Linked DNA regions of Homo sapiens: region 2 is linked to region 1. A link is an interaction called in ENCODE POLR2A ChIA-PET data of the cell type or tissue named here. Cell type or tissue: OCI-LY7. All regions are shown on one strand. Each heading gives the region's core, and the rest is flanking DNA. Links, peaks and the distances in the headings are about the cores only. Region 1 overlaps DENND4A (DENN domain containing 4A). Region 2 holds the start of MIR4511 (microRNA 4511).

Region 1 (11,902 bases), core at 2,959-10,958:
TTTTAGTATGTCATTAAAACTCTCCATGACTTGGCTTCTACCTGGTTCTCTAATCTTAACTCTAGTAATTTCTGCTTTCTACTTTCCACTCCAACTCTGCAGAGCTACTTTTTGAAGATTTGCTGAATATACGTACTATTTCTGGATTGTTGACCATTGCTTATGTAGTCCTTCTGCCTGGAATGCCTTTGTTTCCTCCTTCCTTTTTCTTTTTGCCTACCTAACTCCTTTACAACTTTTAGGACTCAGCTGGGCATTACTTTCTCTAGAACGCCTTCTCAGATCCATACTCTTGCCTGGATAATTGGGTCCCTCCCAGAATAATCTATTGGTAACTATGTTATAGCTCAAGCACCCAGACCAGACATGGCACTCAGTAAGAATTTATGGAATGAACTATAGTATTGGAGAAGCAGGATAAAGTAGTTGGTTCCAGACCCAGACTGTCTGGGATTGAAACGTGACTTTGCTGTTTGACTGTGTTAACTCTGTGTACCTCATTTTCTTCCCTGTAAATGGGGTTATTGATGCCTTCATAAGGTGTTTGTGAAGCTTAAGTTTGCTAGTGCAAGTAAAGTACTTAGAACAATGCCTATGACTAATAAATATTCAGTAAGTAAGCTATTATAACTATCGTTGCCCTTAAATATTTTAATTTATGTATCTTCTCCACCAGGCTATGAATTAGTGAATGAAAGAACAAACCAACTAATCCTGGGTTTTAAAATCAAAGACACAACCCTAGCTTTTGAAAATGTCATGGAAAGTTGACCATTAGTCTTTCTAGGAGGTCCAACATTTGGTGTCCTGTCACAAATTTGAAATTGGTGTTGATGATGATTAGTATTTCTTAATTGTACCACTTAATTAGTTGCTTATTTAAAATTCAGCATACTTTTCTTATTAATAGCACTGTTTAAACTCTAGGAATGCCCTTTACTTACTTTTAATCTTCATTTAATCTGTACTGTAGCATTTAACTAGCCTTTTCTCTTTTGGATTAAGGTGTGAGGGAGGTAGCTGTACTAAGACTATATTTTTTTATTCGGGCATAAATGAAAGCATGTTACAGAGAAAGGTTGAACAAGAGCACAGAATGGGCCTAGCGGGGTGGTGCACACCTGTAATCCCAACGCTTTGGGAGGCCAAGGCGTACGGATCTCTCGAGCCCGCAATATGTCATTAAAAATTATTGATACCTCTGCCTTCTTCCATTATTGTAAACAGTTACAATAAATCTTTACTTAAATTTTTTTTTTCCCTGCTAGGTGTGGTGGCTCATGCCTGTAATCCCAGTGCTTTGGGAGGCCAAGCAGGAGGATCACTTGAGCCCAGGAGTTTGAGACTGGCCTGGGCAACATAGCTAGACCCCATTTCTCCAAAAATAAATAAATAAATAAATAAAGTCCAGACACTGTGGCTCACGCCTGTAATCCCAGCCTGGCCAACATGGCAAAACCCCATCTCTACTAAAAATACAAAAATTAGCTGGGCATGGTGGTATATGCCTGTAATCCCAGCTACTTGGCAGACTGAGGCACAAGAATTGCTTGAACCTAGGAGGCAGAGGTTGCAGTGAGCTGAGATCGCACTACTGCACTCTAGCCTGGGTGACAGAGTGAGACTCTTTCTCGAAAACAAACGAAAAACACCACCTAGCTAGCCAGGCATGGTAGTGTTCCCCTGTAGAGGCTGAGGTGGGAGGATCACTTGAGCCCAGGAGTTTGAGGCAGCAGTGAGCTATGATTGTGCCACACACCCCAGCCTCAGCAACAGTTTCTTGTCTTTAAAAACAAAACAAACAAACAAACTAAAAAACAGCTTTTTTTTCCTTCTCTTTTTTTTTTTTTTTTGAGACAGAGTCTCACTCTATCTCCCAGGCTGGGGTGCAATCTCGGCTCACTGCAACCTCTGCCTCCCAGGTTCAAGCGATTCTCCTGCCTCAGCCTCCCGAGTAGCTGGGATTATAGGTGTGCACCACCATGCCTGGCTAATTTTTCTATTTTTAGTAGAGACGGGGTTTCACCATGTTGGCCAAGATGGTCTTGAACTCCTGATCCCAGACGATCCACGCGCCTCGGCCTCCCAAAGTGCTGGGATTACAGGTGTGAGCCACTGCGCCTGGCCTTTTTCCTTCTCTTGAATTTGTATCTTGAGATTAACAAAGGTTTTTTTTCCTTCTAATTTTTATTTATTTATTCTAGACATGTGGTCTCGCCATATTTCCCAGGTTGGCCTCAAATTCCTGGGCTCAAGCCGTCTTACTGTCTCTGCCTTCTGAGTGGCTGAAACTGTAGGCATGCACCACCTTATGGGGCCCTAAAATCCTTTTTATAGCAGTCAGTATTTAATTGCATGTTGGCCTCCTCTGAGCTGAAAGCAACATAGCCTTTTTTTTTTTTTTTTTGATGCGGAGTCTCGTTGTGTCACCCGGGCTGGAGTGCAGTGGCGTGATCTCAGCTCACTGCAACCTCTGCTTCCTGGGTTCAAGCGATTCTCCTGCCTCAGCCTCCTGAGTAGCTGGGATTACAGGCACGTGCCACCATGCCCAGATAATTTTGTATTTTTAGTAGAGACGGAGTTTCACTGTTAGCTAGGATGGTCTCGATCTCCTGACCTCGTGATCCGCCCGCCTCATCCTCTCAAAGTGCTGGGATTACAGGCATGAGCCACTGCATCTGGCCTGCAACATAACTTTTTATATGCACTAGGAAACCAAAAAATTCATGTGACTTCCTTTATTGTGATATTGGTTTTATCGTAGTGATGTGGAACCTAACCTGTAGTATTTCTGAGGTATAGCTGTAATGACTGTGGTACTGGGGAACGCTTTTTTTTTTTTTTTTTTAGGTCACTGTATTTTACCACTGAGTATTTTAGTTGAGGACTCTGAAATGTCATGTTTTTAAGATAAATGGGTGTAGATGGGTGGGGGAAACTATACAGTGTTACTTTGGCTTGTTAGATAAGACTGGCTGTTATCACCAGAGAAGAAAAACCTCACCCCCTTTTTGGTCAAAATTGTAGTAACTGATATTATTTTTCTTTAAAAAATAATTTGTTCAGATAAAGTCTAAGAAATTCCCTATTAATCTCTCATTTTTTCTGGACACCAGAACTTTGTAATAGAATTTTATTCATACTTACTCATAACTACACTGAAGTTGGATTTATAGAATATTGTTTGAAACTGCTGTTTGGTGAATATTTTTCATTTTATTGTGCTGAGGAATATCTGAAGATACCAGCTTAACAGCCTTTTTTTTTTGATACGGAGTCTCCCTCTGTCGCCCAGGCTGGAGTGCATTGGCCTGATCTCAGCTCACTGCGACCTCTGCCTCCGGGTTCAAGCGATTCTTCTGCCTCAGCCTTCCAGTAGCTGGGACTACAGGTGCATCCCACCATGCCCAGCTACCTTTTTATATTTTTATTTGAGACAGGGTTTCACCGTATTGGCCAGACTGGTCTCGAACTCCTGACCTTGTGATCTGCCCACTTTGGCCTCCCACAGTGTTGGGATTACAGGTGTGAGCCACTGTGCCCAGCCTAACAGCCATTTTTTTAAACAAAACTTTTTTTTGGCTTCCTTGATTAACTGATATTTTGCTTTTCTTTTTTGAGGTTTGTTTAATCAATTTTTTTGTTTGTGGCCCGGTGCAGTGGCTCACACCCATAATGCTAGTACTTTGGGAGGCCAAGGCAGGCAGGTCACTTGAGATCAGCAGTTCGAGGCCAGCCTGGCTAACATGACGAAACCCCATCTGTACTAAAAATACAAAAATTAGCCAGGCGTGGTGGTGCGTGCTTGTGATCCCAGCTACTTGGGAGGCTGAGGCTGGAGAATCGCTTGAACCTGGGAGGTGGAGGTTGCAGTGAGCTGAGATCGTGGCACTGCACCCCAGCCTGGTCAACAGAGTAAGACTCTGTCTTAAAAAAAAAAAAATTGTTTGTAATTTAAAAAATGTAAGCTGGCTTACCCAAAAAGGGAAATTAGTTCCCATTAGGCAAAGATGCTGGAGTTTTCACAGTACCCGATGATAGAAGTACAGCCAAGACTCATGAAGGGGAAGGGAAACCAGGAACTGGAAATTTATAACCCAGGCAGCTATTTTCTTTTTTTCTTTCTTTATTTTGAGACAGCGTCTTACTCTGTCGCCCAGGCTGGAGTGCAGTGGTGCTATCTCAGCTCACTGCATCCTCCGCTTCCCGGGTTCAAGTGATTCTCCTGCCTCAGCCTCCTGAGTAGCTGGGATTACAGGCACATGCCACCATGGCTGGCTCATTTTTGTATTTTTAGTAGAGATGGGGTTTCACCGTGTTGTCCAGGCTGGCCTCGAACTCCTGGCCTCAAGTGATCCTCCTGCCTCGTCCTTCCAACTTGCTGGGATTACAGGCCACCGTGCCCAGCCCCATGCAGCTATTTTCTTACTACCCTGGGGTAGCATGATTTCTCTGAGTCTTCCTGCTTTTCCACTTCATTTTTCTTACTTTGCATGTTGTCTTTCACCACTGCACGTGGATGGACATGTCTTCTAACTCTTAAATTCATATATTCGCTCATGGTTCTGTGATTTCATTCTGAACCTCTGGGAGAAAATTGAGTCTGAGGCAGGTATCTCTTTCTGGTCTAATCAACTGTGGCCGATGAAGCCAAAGGTTCATAAAACATGGCTTTCAGGCCCAATTTTTATGGAAGGGGAATGATACAGGACATACAATTCTCAGAGGATAGGTGTGTAGGTAAATAGACTTTCTAAAAGGTGGTGGATACAAAGGGATACTTAATGATTAAAAAAATTATGATTTTTATGAAATAAAAAAGTTACTGCTCAGTGGCTTTATATATAGTAGGAAACTTAAATTATTTCATCCCCAATCTATACATGATTATTGTGAAGACTAAAAATGTCTCCCTTTTTTAAGTAAAAAACAATGGAGGTGATTAGCTTCTGCATACAGAATTGGAAGTTTGAGTCATTATTTTATGAGCATATGTGTATGATGATATATACCTTCTTTAATATTAATACCATTAATACATCACATCATTCTTTATTTAGCAAACATTTATTGACTGACTTCTCTCTGCCAGGGAGTATGCTAAAACAGATATTTACAGAAATGGGGGTGTAACATTGCTTACTCTTAGTGCATAATCTAGTTGAGAAGAATAGATGTTCAAAGAAATAATTGGAATATTAATGGGATAATCATAGTAGAGATATGTACAAGATACTCTAGAAGCATACAAAAAGAGAATGACGGTCTCATGGAGAAAACAGTAAGGAAGGCTTCGAAGAGCAGGTCTCCAATATTACATAGCAGTTGACCATTGGAATAGAGATATTCTGATAGGAGGAACTGAATTTGCAAAGGTGGCATGGAGTTGTGTAAAGGGGGAAACTGTAAATGGTTCAGTATGACTGAAGTGAATTTTTACCCCATTTAACTTAATGAAACTTAAACTAAAACTTTTTTTCATACCTGTCCTTCACATGGTAGTAATGATTGCCTTTTTCAAGAGGCAGTTGTACATTGTAGAATACTCAAATCACTTTTTGTTATATAATTTTGATGTCATTTTGGGAATTGGGAATGAGATGTCACTGATCATTTGCTTTCAGATTCCTTTATTGCTTTTTTTTTTTTTTTTTTTTTTTTTTGAGGAGTCTTGCACTGTCACCCAGGCTGGAGTGCAGTGGCATGATCTTGGCTCACTGCAACCTTCACCTCCCAGGTTCGAGTGATTCTCCTGTCTTAGCCTCCCAAGTAGCTGGGATTACAGGCATGCATCACCACACCCGGCTAATTTTTGTATTTTTAGTAGAGGCAGGGTTTCCCTATGTTGGCCAGGCTGGTCTTGAACTCCTAACCTCAGGTGATCTGCCTGCCTCAGCCTCCCAAAGTGCTGGGATTACAGACGTGAGCCACCGTGACTTCTTTTCTTTTCTTTTTGAGGCAGGGTGTGGCTCTGTCCCCCAGGCTGGAGTGCAGTGGTGTGATCATAGCTCACTATAGCCTTGACCTCCTGGGCTCAAGCAAACCTCCCACCTCAGCCTCCTGAGTAGCTGGGACCACAGGCATGAGCAATCATGCCCAGCTAATTAAAAAAATTTTTTTGTAGAGATGGGGTCTCAAATTTTTCTAATAGTGGTTGGTTTGTTAGTTTACTTTTATGGTAGTTTTTCCTGTATAAGCCTGGACCTTCATGCAGTGGATGACTGAAAATGGTAGAGCTTATAAAGCTTATGAAGTGCATATTTTTTATTAAAGTAAACATATGGGCTGTGTGTGGTGGCTACTTGGGAGGCTGAGGCAGGAGGATTGCTTGAGCCAAGGAGTTCGAAGTTAAGGTGAGCTATAATTGTGCCACTGCATTCCAGCCTGGGTAACAGAGTGAAACCTTGTCTCTCAAAAAAAAAAAAAAAAAAAGTAAACATTTGTAAAACTGTTAAGTATCCACAAAATTTTTTTTTAAAAAAAGCAAAAATAATACATTGTATAAGCCTATGTAATTTTAAAACATAATCTCTAAAATCAATGTCATTCTGAAATTTTATAATTTTAGAGAAAATAGCATATATATGTTATTTTATAAAACATCTTATTTTTATTTTTATTTTATTTTTTTGAGACAGGGTCTCACTTTGTTGCCCAGGCTGGAGTGCAGTGGCACGATCTCAGCTCACTCAGCAACCTCTGCCTCCCAGGTTCAAACGATTCTCCTGCCTCAGCCTCCCAAGTAGCTGGGATTACAGGTGCACACCACCATGCCTGGCTAACTTTTTTATTTTTTATTTTAATTTTTTTGAGATGGAGTTTCACTCTTGTTGCCCAGGCTGGAGTGCAGTGGCTCAATCTGGGCTCACCGCAACCTCCACCTCCTGGGTTCAAGCTATTCTCCTGCCTCAGCCTTCTGAGTAGCTGAGATTACAGGCATGCGCCACCACACCTGGCTAATTTTGTATTTTTAGTAGAGACTGGGTTTCTCCATGTTGGTCAGGCTGGTCTCAAACTCCCCACCTCAGGTGAGCCACCCTCCTTGGCCTCCCAAAGTGCTGGGATTACAGGCGTGAGCCACCGTGCCTGGCCAATTTTTTTATTTTTAGTAGAGACAGGGTTTCACCATGTTGGCCAAGCTGGTCTCGAACTCGTGACCTCAAGTGATCCACCAACCTCGGCCTCCAAAGTGCTGGGATTACAGGCATGAGCCACCACACCCAGCCAATAAAACATTTTATATCAGTATTTTTCTTCATAAAATTGTACCTACTGTTAAGCAAAACCAGTGTAGGCAGTTGGCAGAATGCCTTGTGCTTCACTACCCTGATGACAGTTGATTAACACCTTTACTTCTCTTTTCAATTCCTTTATCCACTCATTCATGATTCCTCCTCCACCCCATTAAAAATAATCAACCAACCAAAAACAAACAAACAAAAAAACCCCTAAAAAGCCCAGGTTGACTGTTCTGTGAAGTGACTGAGATGAGAAGGAGAGAAGGAAAGTAGTTTTGGCCAGATTTGTGGAGGCGGCAGCAGTGGTGTGTGTATGTTTGAAGCATGAGGTTTGTGATAAAAGCGACAAAAGTGACCAGTCTTCCTTTTGTCACTGTTATCTTTCAAATATGTTTCCCTCTAACTTTATTGAGGTATATTCAAATATACTTTTGATACTGTCCAGGAAGGAAATGATGAGTAAAGAAAAGGTGATATCCATTGTGCTTGTTCCTCCTTTCATGTGGAATCCCCTTCCATCTCTCCTCTATCACCTACTGATATTTCAGAATTTAGATGGTGTCGTTCTTTTTTGACTCCTCAAGCCTAAGCTGTGTGTCCTTCTTGTGCTTCCTGTGATTACTCCTGTTATAGACTTATCATGTATTATATTGCTTGTTTTCTTGTCTGCCTTCTCTATTAAACCGCTGTAAGGCAGGGTCATGTCTCATTTGTCTTTGTGTTTTAGTGCCTGGTTCTTCAGACCACATGGTAGAGGTACCATTTTAGGATTCTTGGTTGCAAATTACAGAAATTAATTCTGGTTAGCTGAACCAAAAGAAAAGGAATTTATTGGAAGCATATTGGTTGGCTTACAGAAATGACTAGAAGACTAGAGAACCAGACTCAGAGAACAAATATGAAACAAACCTCAGGGCTAGACCATAGCCAAAGTTATGCCATATCCTTTTCCTGTTGAACACACCGTTGATGCCACTGGATGCCATTGCTGGAGCATTGCCACTGGGTGCTGTATATCACTGCTCTAAGAATGATTTTTTTTTTTTTTTTTTTTTTTTTTGCTTAGAAACAATAGAAATTGATTTCCCATGGTTCTCAAGGTTGGAGGTCCGAGATCAGGGTGCCAGCAAGGTCAGGTTCTGGTGAGGGTCCACTTTTGGGTGGCAGACTGCTGACTTCGTGTATCCTCACATGGTGGAAACAGCCCTGAGAATGAATCTTAAACTGTTTTTGCTACTTTAGCTCTAGATTCAAATTCTGCATGAGTGCATATAATTGACCAATCTGTGTGCTTGGTCCCTAAATAGGGAGAGCAAATATCAGGTCTTTTTTTTTTTTTTTTTTTTTTTTTTTTTTGAGACGGAGTCTCATTTTGTTGCCCAGGCTGGAGTGCAGTGGCTCGATCTCGGCCCACTGCAACCTCCGCCTCCCAGGTTCAAGCGATTCTCCTGCCTCAGCCTCCTGAGTAGCTGGGATTACAGGCGGGTGCCACCATGCCCAGCTAATTTTTGTATTTTTAGTAGAGACAGGGTTTCACCATATTGGTCAGGCTGGTCTCAAACTCCTGACGTCATGGTCTGCCTGCCTTGGCCTCCCAAAGTGCTGGGATTACAGGTGTGAGCCACCGTGCCTGGCCAAATATCTGGTCTTTTTCTGCTTTCATGATTGGTTCGGACATCCAGCCTTTTTTATAAGATACATACAGTGGCAGATTTTCTAAACATAGAAAGGGAGTTCACATGCTACATGGTCAAAAATAAAACTGATACATGTCCATTTCAGTATTCAATAAATATTTGTCAGATGAGTGAATGAGAGAATCAGAGTCATGATTTCCTGTCTCTAGACCTTTAAGTCACCAAACATTGAAGTGATAATGGTGTTGCTAATGTAATTGAAAATAAAATCGAAGGAGCAAGCTATGGAGGGGAACAGGGATGAAGCTGAGAAATGTGTCGACATCGTCCAGGAGGCTCTGAATGCTGGCAACCGCGAGAAGGCCCAGCGTTTCCTGCAGAAGGCCGAGAAGCTCTACCCACTGCCCTTGGCCTGCGCATAAACAAATATAAAAATTACTATGAAGTACTTGGAGTTACGAAAGATAGTGGTGATGAAGATTTGAAAAAAGCTTATAGAAAGCTTGCTTTGAAGTTTCATCCAGACAAAAACCATGCACCTGGAGCAACAGATGCTTTTAAAAAGGTTGGGAATGCTTATGCTGTTTTAAGTAATCCAGAAAAGCGAAAACAGTATGACCTCACGGGCAATGAAGAACAAGCATGTAACCACCAAAACAATGGCAGATTTAATTTCCATAGAGGTTTTGTGAAGTTGATATAACTCCAGAAGACTTGTTTAATATATTTTTTGGGGGTGGATTTCCTTCAGGTAGTATACATTCTTTTTCAAATGGAAGAGCTGGTTATAGCCAACAACATCAGCATTGACATAGTGGACATGAAAGAGAAGAGGAAAGAGGAGATGGAGGTTTTTCTGTGTTTATCCAGCTGATGCCCATAATTGTATTGATCCTCGTGTCATTATTAAGCCAGTTGATGGTCTGTAATCCTCCTTATTCCTTCTATCCCAGATCTGGAACAGGGCAAACTATTAAAACGCAGACAGAAAACTTGGGTGGTGTTTATTATGTCAGCAAGGACTTTAAAAATGAATATAAAGGAATGTTATTACAAAAGGCAGAAAAGAGTGTGGAGGAAGATTATGTGACTAATATTCGAAATAACTGCTGGAAAGAAAGACAACAAAAAACAGATATGCAGTATGCAGCAAAAGTATACCGTGGTGATCGACTCCGAAGGAAGTCAGATGCCTTGAGCATGGACAACTGTAAAGAATTAGAGCGGCTTACCGGTCTTTATAAAGGAGGATGAACTGGAATTTTTATTTATACCTTTTAGCGTACTCTTTATTTTTTCTGTAAGTAAGTTTAGTTTCATCATGAGAGATGAAGGGAAAGATCTGATACTGAAAATTAAACTGAATAGTTGGTTCCTGAAATCTTGGACTGTTTATGACCTACTGGCTCCTTTAAATAGTAACTGAAAACTAAAATGGAATATTTTAGTTACGCTTCTACAATTATTTTCATTTTAAAAGCTTGCATGATTCCTAACTAAAATGTCTTGAGAAAGGATTATCACACCTGTAGCAATTTCCAGTTTTAGTGATTCTCCATTTTTTCCCTTGTCATGTAAAGATTTATGGAATGATCACTTTGTGTACATACAGGTTACTGCTTTTTTATTTAAATTCTTTTAGTGTTTTGCTCCGTGAGACACTTCAGTTTAAATTGATGGAATAAATGTTATATGACACATTTACGTTTTCCTTATCAAGGTGTCAAATATGTGGACTTTAAACAATGAAACTTTTTCAAAAAGAAAAAACAAAAACTTTAACTTTGTGTAAAATCTTATAGTATTATCAGCTTAGAGGGAATTGATATTTTTAATATTGCCGTTATATTCCAAAATATATATTGAGATAAATGAACTGATGTAGAATATCATTTTGCTATTTAGTTTTATGAATTACTATACATATACATGCATAGAAATGAAATGCTATACTGATAGATTTTAAAGAAAATATGAGGAAATGGCTATAAATAGTAAACTAAAAGGGTCTTCAACAGTAAAGTGCAGTTATGTCATTTACAATTCCAATACTTTAAAGGCCACCAAATTTTGATGTGTATGTCCTTGAAGGGCTGCCAAAATTTATGAAGAGGACTCACATTTTCCCCCATAGAAATTTGCAGTTTCTTGGTGATCATTTAAGCAGGATCCAAAGAAGTTCTTCTACAAATAAGTAATAAGAAAAATGAATACTAAAATACAGCTTTGTGCCTTTTAACCTTATGCCAACTCCTAAACATGTAAGTAGATTATAGTATACTTATCTGATCAGAGCATGATCTGTTTGGCCACATGCAAGTGTGAGCAGAAATAGAGCAGCAGGTAGAATAGTAACTTAAAGCAAGTCCTCCTTTAAAAATACTGAGCTAAAATCTATTCACCATTGAGTAATTGAATTAATCCTATAGGAATAAGCTCCTTGTAAGTAATTCCATATTATGAATTAGAAAAAAAAAACAGCTGGAAATTGAAGTTTTTGGTGCCTGTATACTGGAGATAAAACTATTTGATTTCTGGTCTTCTGTGTTTAGCAGTTGTAATATTTTAATGAATTTGCTGCATACTCGGTTAATGGAACATAAACATATCTTTGGTACTTCTTTGTGAGTGAAAGAATGCTGGATAGGGTGGCTTTGTTCTTTAAATTTTTTTCTGAATGTAGTTAATTTATGGCATCTGTTGAATAAAACTGCTAAAATGAAAAAAAAGAAAAGAAAATCAATACCAAACCATAAAATAAACAAAAGATAAGCAAACTCAGCATATTTCTGGTTTTTTAAAATGACGAGTACCTCATTAAGTGATTTACATCAAATTATTTGAATTGAATTTATACTTTTTTTGGTCCCTTATTTTAAAATACCCAAGCCATGAGCTTATTTGCGTATCTGATAATCTAATGCTGGATAGAACCAGGATTTTAATTTGGCTGAAGTGATTTCAGAGCATGTAGCTGCTAAACCTTACTACATTTTATAGTTTTCATATAGTTGTATTCAGCAATGA
Region 2 (11,902 bases), core at 3,306-11,305, 52 kb after region 1:
CTTGAGTGCACCATGTCCATTCATAGTAGGGATTGATTCAAGATACTTTGATCTCTATGATCCTCCACCAGATGTCAGTTGTGTTGATGTAGATACCAACACTATTTCTCAGTAAGTACATTTTAGTGATTCTACATGTATATTTTACAACTTTGTAGCATATGTATGTAACTGTATATTTTATGATTGTTAAGTAGGATTCTTTTAAGATATATTGTTTTCCTTGTTATGTGGGGTAATCACCGTCTTTGAATCAGACCTTATTATGCGTCAATGGAGTAGATTTAGAGTATTAAAGAAGGTTTTGTTGGAAGGACTATACCTTTCATCCTCAGGCTTTCAATATTTAAGAAACATTTTAATGTTAGGCTTGCTTAGAAATTTAGCCAAAGGGGGCCGGGCGCGGTGGCTCATGCCTGTAATCCTAGCACTTTGGGAGGCCAAGGTGGTCGGATCACCTGAGGTCAGGAGTTTGAGACCAGCCTGACCAACAAGGAGAAACTCCATCTCTACTAAAAATAAAAATACAAAATTAGCTGAGCGTGGTGGCGCATGCCTGGAATCCCAGCTACTCGGGAGGCTGAAGCAGGAGAATTGCTTCAACCCGGGAGGTGGAGGTTGTGGTGAGCTGAGATCGCGCCACTGCACTCCAGCCTGGGCAACAACAGTGAAACTCTGTCTCAAAAAAAAAAAAAGAAAAAGAAAAAAAGAAAAAGAAATTTAGCCAAAGGGAAATTGAGGTTAGAAATAGAAAAAGTTTATTTCCCTTTAATGATATGAGTATAGGTGAAATCACAAATTGAATTAAAACACCATTCTTTGATTAATATTTCAATCCTATTTCTAGTCTTTTATAATACTATTAGAATACTTAAATATAGACTGGGCGTGGTGGCTGACGCCTATAATCCCAGCACTTTGGGAAGCCAAGGTGGACGGATCACTTGAGGTCAGGAGTTCGAGACCAGCCTGGCCAACATGGTAAAACCCTGTCTCTACTAAAAATTCAAAAATTAGCTGGACGTGGTGGCAGGTAATCCCAGCTACTCCAGAGACTGAGGCAGGAGAATCGCTTGAACCCGGGAGGCGGAGGCTGCAGTGAGCCGAGATTGCACCACTGCTTTCCAGCCTGGGTAACGGAGGGAGACTCTGTCTCAAAAGAAAAAAACAAAAAAAAACAAACAAAAAAAACTCATCATAGTAAAATAATGCTTTAAAATTTTAAAATAAGTTTTAAATTATACATAATTTCATTATCTTTACACCCTAGGGATGCAAGGGTTTTATGTTTTCATTTCTTTGCACTGAATTTATATGTAAGTTATAGCTATCGGAACTATTTTTAAAGCCTTTTTATAATTCTGTATTGTTTTGTGTCCCTTATTTTAAATTTAATCATACTTAATCTATTCAGGGAAGAGGAAATTGATGCACTGTCCACATTGCACCCACAGGACATGTTTATAATAACTATGATTTAGTCTAATAAAGCCCAAAAGCTGGTACAGCTTTTACACTTAAATATGTAAATGTGAAGTAGGTTTTTCTCCTTTTTTAAAAAGAGACAGGGTCTTACTCTGTCACTCAGGCTGGAGTGCAGTAGCATGATCATAGCTCACTGCCAAATTTCTGGGATCAAGCAATCCTCCTGCCTCAGCCTCCCAGGTAGCTAGGACTACAGGTGTGTACCACCATGCCTGGCTAAATTTTTTTTTTTTTTTTTTTTTTTTGAGACGGAGTCTCGCTTTGTCACCCAGGCTGGAGTGCAGTGATGCGATCTCAGCTCAATGTAAGCTCCGCCTCCTGGGTTCACACCATTCTCCTGCCTCAGCCTCCCAAGTAGCTGGGACTACAGGTACCCGCCACCATGCCTGGTTAATTTTTTTGTATTTTTAGTAGAGACGGGGTTTCACCATGTTAGCCAGGATGGTCTTGATCTCCTGACCTCGTGATCCGCCTGCCTCAGCCTCCCAAAGTGCTGAGATTATAGGTGTGAGCCACCGCGCCCGGTCATGCCTGGCTAATTTTTTAAAATGAGAAGGGGTCTTGCAGTGTTGTCCCGGCTGGTTTGGAACTCCTGACCTCATGTGATCCTCCCCCCTTGGCATCTCAAAGCATTGGGATTACAGGCATGAGCCACCACACCCAGTTTTTCTCCATTTTTAAGTAAGAGCTTTTTATCTTAAAGCTTTTTTTGAAAAAAATTTTTTACTTTTTATTCTTTTGAGACAATGTCTCGTTCTGTTGCCCAGGCTGGAGTGCGCAGTGGTGTAATCTCAGCTCACTGCAACCTCTTCCTTCCAGGTTCAAGCAATTCTCCTGCCTCAGCCTCCCAAGTAGCTGGGACTACAGGTGTGTGCCACCACACCTGGATAATTTTTGTATTTTTAGTAGAGAGGGGTTTTCACCGTGTTGGCCAGGCTGGTCTCGAACTCCTGGCCTCAGGTGATCTGCCTGCCTCGGCCTCCCAAAGGGCTGAGACAGCCTAAAGCTTTTCGATTTAATTATGAAACCTTAGATTAGTTCTCAGTCTTGTCACATGTCACAACCTCAAGTGCCTAAACCATTAGAAAAGTTTAGCAGAAAATGAGTATTCTGTTATAAAGCATGCATACTGTCAAAATTTTTATTCATGGAAAGCCTAACCAAGAAAATATGAAATATATTTTATGCATAAAAGCCATTTTACATACGGCATCAATAGATTCAATGATTCTTTACCATCAACATTTCATTCTTTACCAGAACTGTTTAATACTTTTAAACATTAAAGTAATACAACTTTTCCTTGCCAGGTTAATGTTACGTGATGTAATATTTTTTAATTGAAATTAACAGTGGTAAGAGTGTATACTGTGTTTATTATGGTAATAAATTGTATTTTCCACCTTACAATGTCTCTTAATTTGTTAAAAGAATTTTCTCAGCTAGGTGTCTTGACTCATACCTGTAATCTCCACACTTTGGGAGGCTGAGGCAGGAGGATCACTTGAGGCCAGAAGAGACCCCATTTATACAAAAAATTTAAAAATTAGAAAAAGAATTTTGTCTTCCTACTTACTATTTTTTCTTTCTTTCTTGAAGTTGCTGAGGTCTGAGCTCTTTTCTTTCTGCTTTGATCACTAATGAGTTAAAGAATCAAAGAAAGATAAGTTGTTTGTGCTCATGAATTCTTGCCATTACCACCCTCCCAAACCGGTGGAGGACTAGACTAGCGAACTGACAGCTTTCTACTTTCCTTCAATTAGAATTTCTGAAGCCCCAGCCTGAAGTTTGAAAGAAAAACAAATCCCAAGTATGGAATTTTTGGTTTCTTTTCCCCTTCCCTGTCTTAAGTATATATGATACAGACTATTTTTAAATATGAAGAAATTTCTGAAGAAAGGGAAAGAAATTAATATGTATGTACCAAGTGTAAAGCTACATGTGTAGCCTAAGTTATCTCATGTTATTCTCCATACTTTGTGAGGTGGTTCTTTTTTTTATTTTTTTTATTTTTATTTTTTGAGACAGAGTCTCACTCTGTTGCCCAGGCTGGAGTGTGGTGGCGTGATCTCAGCTCACTGCAAGCTCCACCTCCCAGGTTCTTGCCATTCTCCTGCCTCAGCCTCCCGAGTAGCTGGGACCACAGGTGCCCGCCACCATACCTGGCTAATTTTTTGAATTTTTTAGTAGAGACGGGGTTTCACCGCATTAGCCAGGATGGTCTCCATCTCCTGACCTCATGATCTGCCCGCCTCGGCCTCCCAAAGTGCTGGGATTACAGGCGTGAGCCACCGCGCCCAGCCGAGGTAGTTCTTATTAACCCTTCTGACAAGGAAACCAAAGCTTAGATTTTTAAGCGATTTATCAAAGGGCATATAGCTTATGTTGTCAGAACTGCATTTTAAAGCCATTACTGTTTGACTCCAAAACTAATGCTTCTACCACTAATTATTGGGTAACTATATAATATGTGTATGTCATAAAATAATGTAGTAATCTTGTAAGTGGAAGTCATCATGAGTAAATATACATTTACTCATAAGATGATCTTTTTTATAAGAAGATGATCATAGACCAAACTCAAGTACTTCAAAAAATTCCCTTACCCAGCCAAGTTTTAGAGGGAAGATATCAAAGGAAAGAGGCAGAAATTATAGCAGTAAGTAACAGTAATTAGATGTGATCAGATGATACCAAGATGTTGTTCATTCATTTACGCCACAAACATATCCCGAGTGCCCTTTTTTTGCTAGGCACTGGGAATAAAATAGCAAACCACATATTCTTCTTTCTCTTAAGACACTCATAATTAAGTCTAGCAAGACAGGCACTATGCAGTGAATGGTAAGACACAGTGGGAAAGCTGTGTTACTGAGTTTCATCAAGAAAATAATTTTAAAAAGTGTTTCTATGTTGCGTTCTTACTATAACACAGGATCCTGTTGGTCACATTGTAAATGTAATCACACCTTCACAGCAGGACATCTGCAGTTTGACTTTGCCCTATCTTTATTTTTATTCTCATTTGTGGAAAGATAGAGGGGACAAATTCCAAGACAGTCATTTTTGTTCAGCTTAAGCTTTCTTATCCCACTCTTTTTTCTTTGTTTACTTTTCAAAGTGATATTTGCCCTTTTTTGTTCTGTAGGAAGTTTAGGGAATATAAAAAGGTTCAGCAAGTTCCACTACACACCTGTGCTATGTTGTTCTGTGGTGGTTAAAATATGAGTGTTTTACTTTTCTTTTCTTTTTCTATACATTTTTCAAGTTTTCTAAAATGAATATTCATTGCTTTTGAAATAAAAAAAAAAAAAAACGATTCAAAAAAAAGTAGAGTCAGCTGGTCACAGTGCCTTTTGCCTGTAATCCTAACACTTTGAGAGGCAGAGGCCAGGAGGATTCCTTAAGATGTGGAGTTCAAGACCAGCCTGGGCAACGAAGCAAGACCTCATCTCTACAAAATAAAAATTAGCAGGCTGTAGGGGTGCGCGCCTGTAGTCTCAGCTGCTTGGGAGGCTGAGGCCTGCTTGGGAGGACCACTTGAGCCTGGGAGTTAAGACTGCAGTGAGCCGTGATCATGCCACTGCACTCCACCCTTGGTGACAGAGTGAGACGTTGTCTCTCTGGTTTTTTTTTTTAAAGTGGAGTCATTAAAGCTATCTTTAAGTCCAAATGCTTTGCAATGCTTTATCACCATGCTCTTTTCTACTCCTACCCCATGTATGGTTTAGAGACCAACTGTGTTGTAATTGCTATAATAAAGGAGATTATAGGAGCCTGTCCCAGAAACAAAGATACAATAGTTCCTCCTTTACCCACAGTCTGGTTTTCCATGGTTTCAGTTATCTGTGGCCAACTATAGTCTGAAAGTACATGAGTACAGTACAATAAGTTATTTTGAGAGAGAGAGCCCACGTTCACATAACGTTTATTAAAGTATATTGTTATAATTCTATTTTATTATAAATTATTGTTATCGATCCCTTACTGTGCCTAATTTATAAATTGAACTTTATCATAGGTATATATGCTTGGGAAAAAACATAGTAAATATGGGGTTCTGAACTGTCTGTGATTTCAGGCATCCACTGGGGGTCTCGGAATGTATCCTCTACAGATAAGGGGGAAACTGCTTTATCATTTTTAACGGATATCCTCTTTTATAGTTATATAAGTATTTCACAATATTATGCTTTATTCAAGTAATTTAGTATAATAGGTTATTTCTTTTTTGAAAGAAACAAAAATGATCCTTACTTATACTCTTAGGAAACTAAGAAACTAAGTATTTAAATATACCGAAGTATTTTGATAAGCTCTGTGGATCATGAATTTACTGAAAGTTTTTGTAGTGCTTTTTCTTACAGTATTTAAGAAAAAAACTTATGGTAGGATTTTTCTATTATTTAGGTGTCTAAGCACACTTAAATGGAGATTAAGAGTAAAGATCACCACATTAAGCTTTATGGTGATTAGCAAGATTCCAAAGCAACTGGAATTTACTCAGTATAAATATAAACTTGTGAACTATATTTAATACAAGGTTCTACCCTCATACAAATTAATTTTTGTATATTCAACATGCCAATTTACCCCTGTAGGATTTTTCTCTTGTTAATGCAAATATTTTGTTTTTCATTTTTCATTCAAGGTGTTTAATCTTTTCCCGTTTTTATATATAACAGATATATACCTTTCCCCTCCAAAAGACCATGTAACAAATATATTCCTGTTGTTATTTAATCTTAGAATTGGTGACAAGAAAAATGTAGCCTGGAAGATACTTCCAAAGAAGCCATGTAAAAATCTGATGAACACACTGAATAATTTGCATCAGCAATTGGCAAAATGTAAGTGGATAACTTAATTAAAGGAGGTAATTTAATCTGAAAAAGGGACTCCAATTACTTTGCCTTACTTATAAAAGAATAATGTTTATCTAGCAGAAAGCGGTTTTACCATTTTAAAGGCAGATGATCATTAAAGCAAAATTTGTTAGAAGATGAATGAGAGATTTATAAAATGTGTATTTTTTTTTTTTTCGAGACGGAGTCTCGCTCTGTTGCCAGGCTGGAATGCAAAATATGTATATTATATCTACCAAATTTTTATAGAACCATCTTAAAATAATAAAATTCAAAAGGATGTTAAGGTGGTTTATTTTACCGTTACTGAAATACCATGGAAAAAATGTGGGGTTCCACCTTTATATTGTTTTTTTTTTCTCTTTTGAGACACGGTCTTGCTTTGTCACCCAGGTTATAGTGTGTGGCACAAACATGGCCCACTACAGCCTTGACCTCCTGGGCTCAAGTAGTCTTCCCACTTCAGCCTCTTGAGTAGCTGGGACTACAGACACAATGAGGCACTACGCCTGGCTAATTTTTTAATTTGTTACAGAGACAGGGTCTTACCATGTTGTCCTGGGCTCAAGCAGTTCTCCCTCTTCGACTTCTCAAAGTGCTGGGATTACGGGCATGAGCCACCATGCCTGGCCTATTTTTTTCATACACAGAATAGAAAGTTAGTTTTGAAAATCGAAGACAAATGATGTAAACTACATTAGAAAATGCTGATGGTATCAGTGGGGTAAGAGCTTTTCACCTTCAGTGGATCTTAATGCTGTGCTTATCTTTTAAAAATGTTTTTTATTTTTCTGTGTGCCTATCTTAAAGTTTGAAAATCGAAGTTTGCCAATAGCATTAAGAAATTAATCAAAATGAAAATTGATTAGGATATGGAATATTTCTATTTAAAAAGCTTATATGAGAATATATCTTGACTTGTCCAGAATTACTGATAAGGAAAATTAAACCTTCATTTCTTTATCTAATCTTGTTGGTATTATAGCAGATGACCCATTCAGAATCCATAACTTAATACTTATTATATAAAGTACAGTCAATAGTGGTATAGCAGTATTTGACTCCTTAAGATGTAGCTGTAGTCTCAACTGCTTGGGAGGCTGAGGCAGGAGGACCACGCGGGAGGACCACTTGAGCCTGGGAGTTAAGACTGCAGTGAGCCGTGATCATGCCACTGCACTCCATCCTTGGTGACAGAGTGAGACGTCGTCTTTCTCTTTCTTTTTTTTTTTTTTTTTTAAGTGGAGTCATTAAAGCTATCTTTAAGTCCAAATGCCTCGCAATGCTTTATCACCATGCTCTTTTCTACTGTTAAGGAAAATTAAACCTTCATTTCTTTATCTGATCTTCTTGGTATTATAGCAGATGACCCATTTATGTAATACACATTTATGTTTAGGTACAACATAAGCATAGGAGGTAGCCTACACCCTTGAGGATTCATCATAGTGTATAGTGTAGTTGGAAATAGACATGGATAAAAACAGTATTTACAAAGTACACTTCATAACAAGTAGATGATTCCAAAGTAGCTCATAAGTATTGGGATATTAAACAAATTACATAAAACGTAACAAAATTTTGCCTTATGGAACAAATAAATCATGCATGTAATATCATTTGTTACCTAGTTAATTGCTTTCTAAAAGTGTTTGCACTTCTTTTGAATAGCTAAGAAGCCCAACAGCTATTGTAGCAATATTCAAATATTATTAACATTGGCTGGGCAGGGTGGCTCAGGCCTGTAATCCCAGCACTTTGGGAGGCTGAGGCAGGGAGATCGCTTGAGTCCAGCAGTTTGAGACCATCCTGGGCAACATGCTGAAACCTTGTCTCTGCAAAAAGTACAAATATATATATATATATATATATATATATATATATAATCAATGAAACAGCCCATTCAACTTTTGTGAAAGGCAGAATCTCAAAGGTTAAAACTACAAACATTTAAATAATACTGATAATTAAGGACTCTAACGCTTTATAGCTTCAGAGCACATTCACATACATTCTTTTACGTTACAGCTATGAGAATGAGATTGAAGGAGGCGTATAGTAGCTTCTCACAGATCATACAGTTAACAAGGATGAAGCTGGGATTAAAACCTAGGCTTTCTTGACTGGGCGTAGTGGCTCATACCTGTAATCCCAGCACTTTGGGAGGCCGAGGCAGGTGGATCACCTGAGGTCAGGAGTTCGAGACCAGCCTGGCCGACATAGTAAAACCCCGTCTCTACTAAAAATACAAAAATTACCCGGATGTGGTGGTGCACGCTTGTTGTCCCAGCTACTTGGGAGGCTGAGGCTGGAGAATAGCTTGAACCTGGGAGGCAAAGGTTGCAGTGAACCAAGATTGTGCCACTGCACTCCAGCCTGGGAGACAGAGTGAGACTCCATCTCAAAAAAAAAAAAAAAATCCTAGGCTTTCTGGTTCCAATGCCTTACGTTCTTCCAGTATTTTCACTTTTTTAGACAATAAGAACTCCTCCAAAAACTCTCGAAGACGATTAATTGTTCCTTATATTTTAAAATTTTGAAGTAATAACAAACTTTTTTCCTGACCCTTTGACATTAGATGCTTCATGACATTTGAATAGAATGTATTTCCTACCCAGTACATTCTTTGACATCACTACAATGTAACCATAAAAATCAGAAAATTAACATTGAGAATTACTGCTGTCCTAATCCTCAGACCACATTCAGGTTTTGCCAGTTATCATCTTAATGTTCTTTATAACAAAAGGATCCAGTTCCAAATCAGGTGTTGTATGTAGTTTCAAGTCTCTTTATTTGCCTTTCCTTCTGAACAGTTCCTCAGATTCTCTGCCATCTTTGAAGATTATACTTACCATTGTAGAATTGTCCATGGTGTGGGTTTGTCTGAGCATTCTCATAATAAATACAGGCCACCCATCTATTTTCTTTTTTTTGAGACAGGGTGTCTCACTGTGTCACCCAGGCTGGAGTGCAGTGGCGCGATCACGGTTTATGGCAGCCACAAGCTCCCAGGCTCAAGTGATCCTCCCATCTCAGCCTCCTGAGAAGCTGGGACTACAGACACAAGCTATCACACCCAGCTAATTAAAAAAAAAAAAAATTCTGTAGAGATGGGATCTCACTATATTGCCATGCTGGTCTTGAACTTCTGGGCTCAAGTGATCCTCCCACTGCAGCCTCCTAAAGTGCTAGGATTACAGATGTGAGCCACTGCACCCGGCCCAGGTCACACATCTTTGACAGGAATATCACAGAAGTGATGCTGTGTCTCTCTCATTGCGTCCTTATATCAGATCGCACACTATTTTGCTTTGTCCCATTATTGATGAAGATATTCACTTCGATCACTTGATTAAGGTGGTGTCTACTAGACTTCTCTACTATAAAATTACATGTTTACTATCTAATGGCTTTAGCATTGAATTGTCCAGGAAGAAGAATTGTTTTTTATATTTTAATCCTTGTGTGTTCTTCCTGCAGGTACTTATATTAAAAAAAAAAAAAAGGGAAAGAAGAACTGTTGCATTTGCCCTGCACTCAGTTTGCACAGGGTAAATGCAATAGTTCTTCTTTCCCTTTTTTTAAAAGTCTGTTTTCAATATGTAAGACAAAAACATGAATGAATACAAGAGGGAATGTCACTGCCACTTTGAAAAAGACATATATATGTATTATATAAAATATGTATGTTTTATATATATTCATATGGAAAGAGTGTGAGAGCAAGTATGTGCACATAACATGCAAAGTGGCTGGGCATGGTGCCTCATGCCTATAATCCCAGCACTTTGGGAGGCCAAGGTAGGCGGATCACCTGAGGTCAGGAGTTCGAGACTAGCCTCGCCAACACGGTGAAACCCCGTCTCTACTAAAAATACAAAAATTAGCTGGGCGTGGTGATGGGCACCTGTAATCCCAGCTACCAAGGAGGCTGAGGCAGGAGAATCTCTGGAGCCCGGGAGGTAGGGGCTGCAGTAAGCTGAGATCGTGCCACTGTACTCCAGCCTGGGTGACAGACCAAGACTCTGTCTCAAAAAACCAAAAAAAAAAAAAAAAAAAAAAAAAAAAAGGAAAAAAAACATGCAAAACTTTTGAGGGAAAGGGGGGCAGTTTTTGAAATATTTTCAAATGTACTAGTTTATGTATAATCTCACCATAATCACTTGATGGTGAGAGAACAATGGAGACAATTCTGTATGAAGATTTGAGAGATCTGGGTTTATGTTCCTTTTTTATTATTCTCCTTATTCGTATGTCAGGTCATTTCCCCTCTCAGGGCATGTGCAAAATAGTAGTGGTGTGGGAGGTATAGATGACATGGTTGTTCAGATTCTTTCTGAACAATGCCAATACTTGGTGAGCCTATGAGTGATATATATTTATGTTGAACAGCTTTCTTATATTCTATTGCCTTCTCGGTTACAATCATTATTAACTTATATATAGTTATTTTAGAACATGAACTTAAAAAAAATTTTGTAAAGACAGAATCTCTCTTATGTTGCCCAGGCTAGTCTTGAACTCCTAGCCTCAAGTGATCCTCCTGCCTTGGTCTAGGATTGCACGCATGAGCTACCATGACCGACCTGAGCTTTTTTTTTCCTGGTGGTAGTGAGATAAACGGGTAGCTTTGTGTTTAATTTGGATAAAATTTACTCAACGGAGACTACAAAATGCTATGGCAAGCTTTGCTAAGGTTTACGTATGATTAAGTTATGTAAACAAAGAGTTGAGGTAGCTTGGGTCCTTTTGAAAATACAACAAAATTATATTGGTACCATCATGAGTGTTTTGTGAGTTTGGAGAAAACACTAACACTGTATGTCTTCACAGTGCAGCAGAGACCGAGAGATGATGGACTCATGGATTTAGCAATAAATGACTATGATTTTAATTCTGGAAAGAGGTTGCACATGATAGATTTGGAAATCCAAGAGGCATTTTTGTTTTTCATGGCCTCTATTTTAAAAGGTTACAGATCATACTTAAGGCCAATAACACAAGCCCCATCTGAGACAGCCACAGATGCAGCCTCTCTCTTTGCCCTACAAGGTGAGTGACTGCATAGTTTTAAAGCTTTCAGGTTATTGAGCTTAACTTTGTGATGATTCATTTGCTGTCTGTATTAATAGCTCATATTTATGAGAATACATACCTATTTTGAGGAGAATCTGAATACTAGCTTTGTTGGTTACCCATTTCCATAGGACTAGTTATTTTTCAGGCATATTAGATATAATCCCATTAGCAGATATGCAGAAGAAAAGTATAGAGCCTCCCAACCATATACCGACTACACTTTTGTGTCACATGTGTGTTGAGATACTGATACTTTCAGCTTTCAGAGCAGCAGGCAGTGTTGGGGATAAGAGGAACCCCTGAGATGGTCACCTCCAGGCTTGAATAACCTCATTTGTTTTATTTCAGTATACTTTACAAATATTTTCAAATATTATGTACTTTACAAATATTTACAAATATTTCCTATCTGTGCCATGAAGTAAAAAAAGTTGGGAAGTTCTGGAGTGCAACCGGTTTTATAATACATA

The links. ChIA-PET counts read pairs that join two places held together with the same protein. Peaks named below come from ENCODE experiments on the same cell type or tissue, not always from the same donor. Only the 100,000 strongest peaks of a DNase experiment are listed, where the experiment ranks them.
Region 2: POLR2A ChIA-PET joins it to region 1 with 11 read pairs; 9 of 35 experiments call an interaction of 5 or more read pairs at or near these places.

The regions. Positions count from the first base shown.
Region 1 is chr15:65,769,399-65,781,300 of GRCh38, reverse strand. The region is part of intron 1 of DENND4A (DENN domain containing 4A); the gene reads left to right. It also overlaps the pseudogene LOC646358. Among named protein-coding and RNA genes, the nearest start is that of DENND4A, 17 kb to the left of the region's middle. RefSeq lists a silencer at 1,638-1,697 and enhancers at 3,946-3,995, 7,162-7,311. In OCI-LY7, for the core only: no CTCF peak of the experiment used is centred there; a DNase peak (open chromatin) is centred at 7,400; H3K4me3 peaks cover 1,262 bases; H3K27ac peaks cover 2,544 bases.
Region 2 is chr15:65,717,281-65,729,182 of GRCh38, reverse strand. It overlaps DENND4A (DENN domain containing 4A), which reads left to right. Exons shown (of 33, transcript NM_001320835.1): 11 at 1-111; 12 at 6,235-6,335; 13 at 11,187-11,405. It overlaps MIR4511 (microRNA 4511), which reads left to right and starts at 9,851; the gene lies at 9,851-9,937. In OCI-LY7, for the core only: a CTCF peak has its summit at 6,467; no DNase peak of the experiment used is centred there.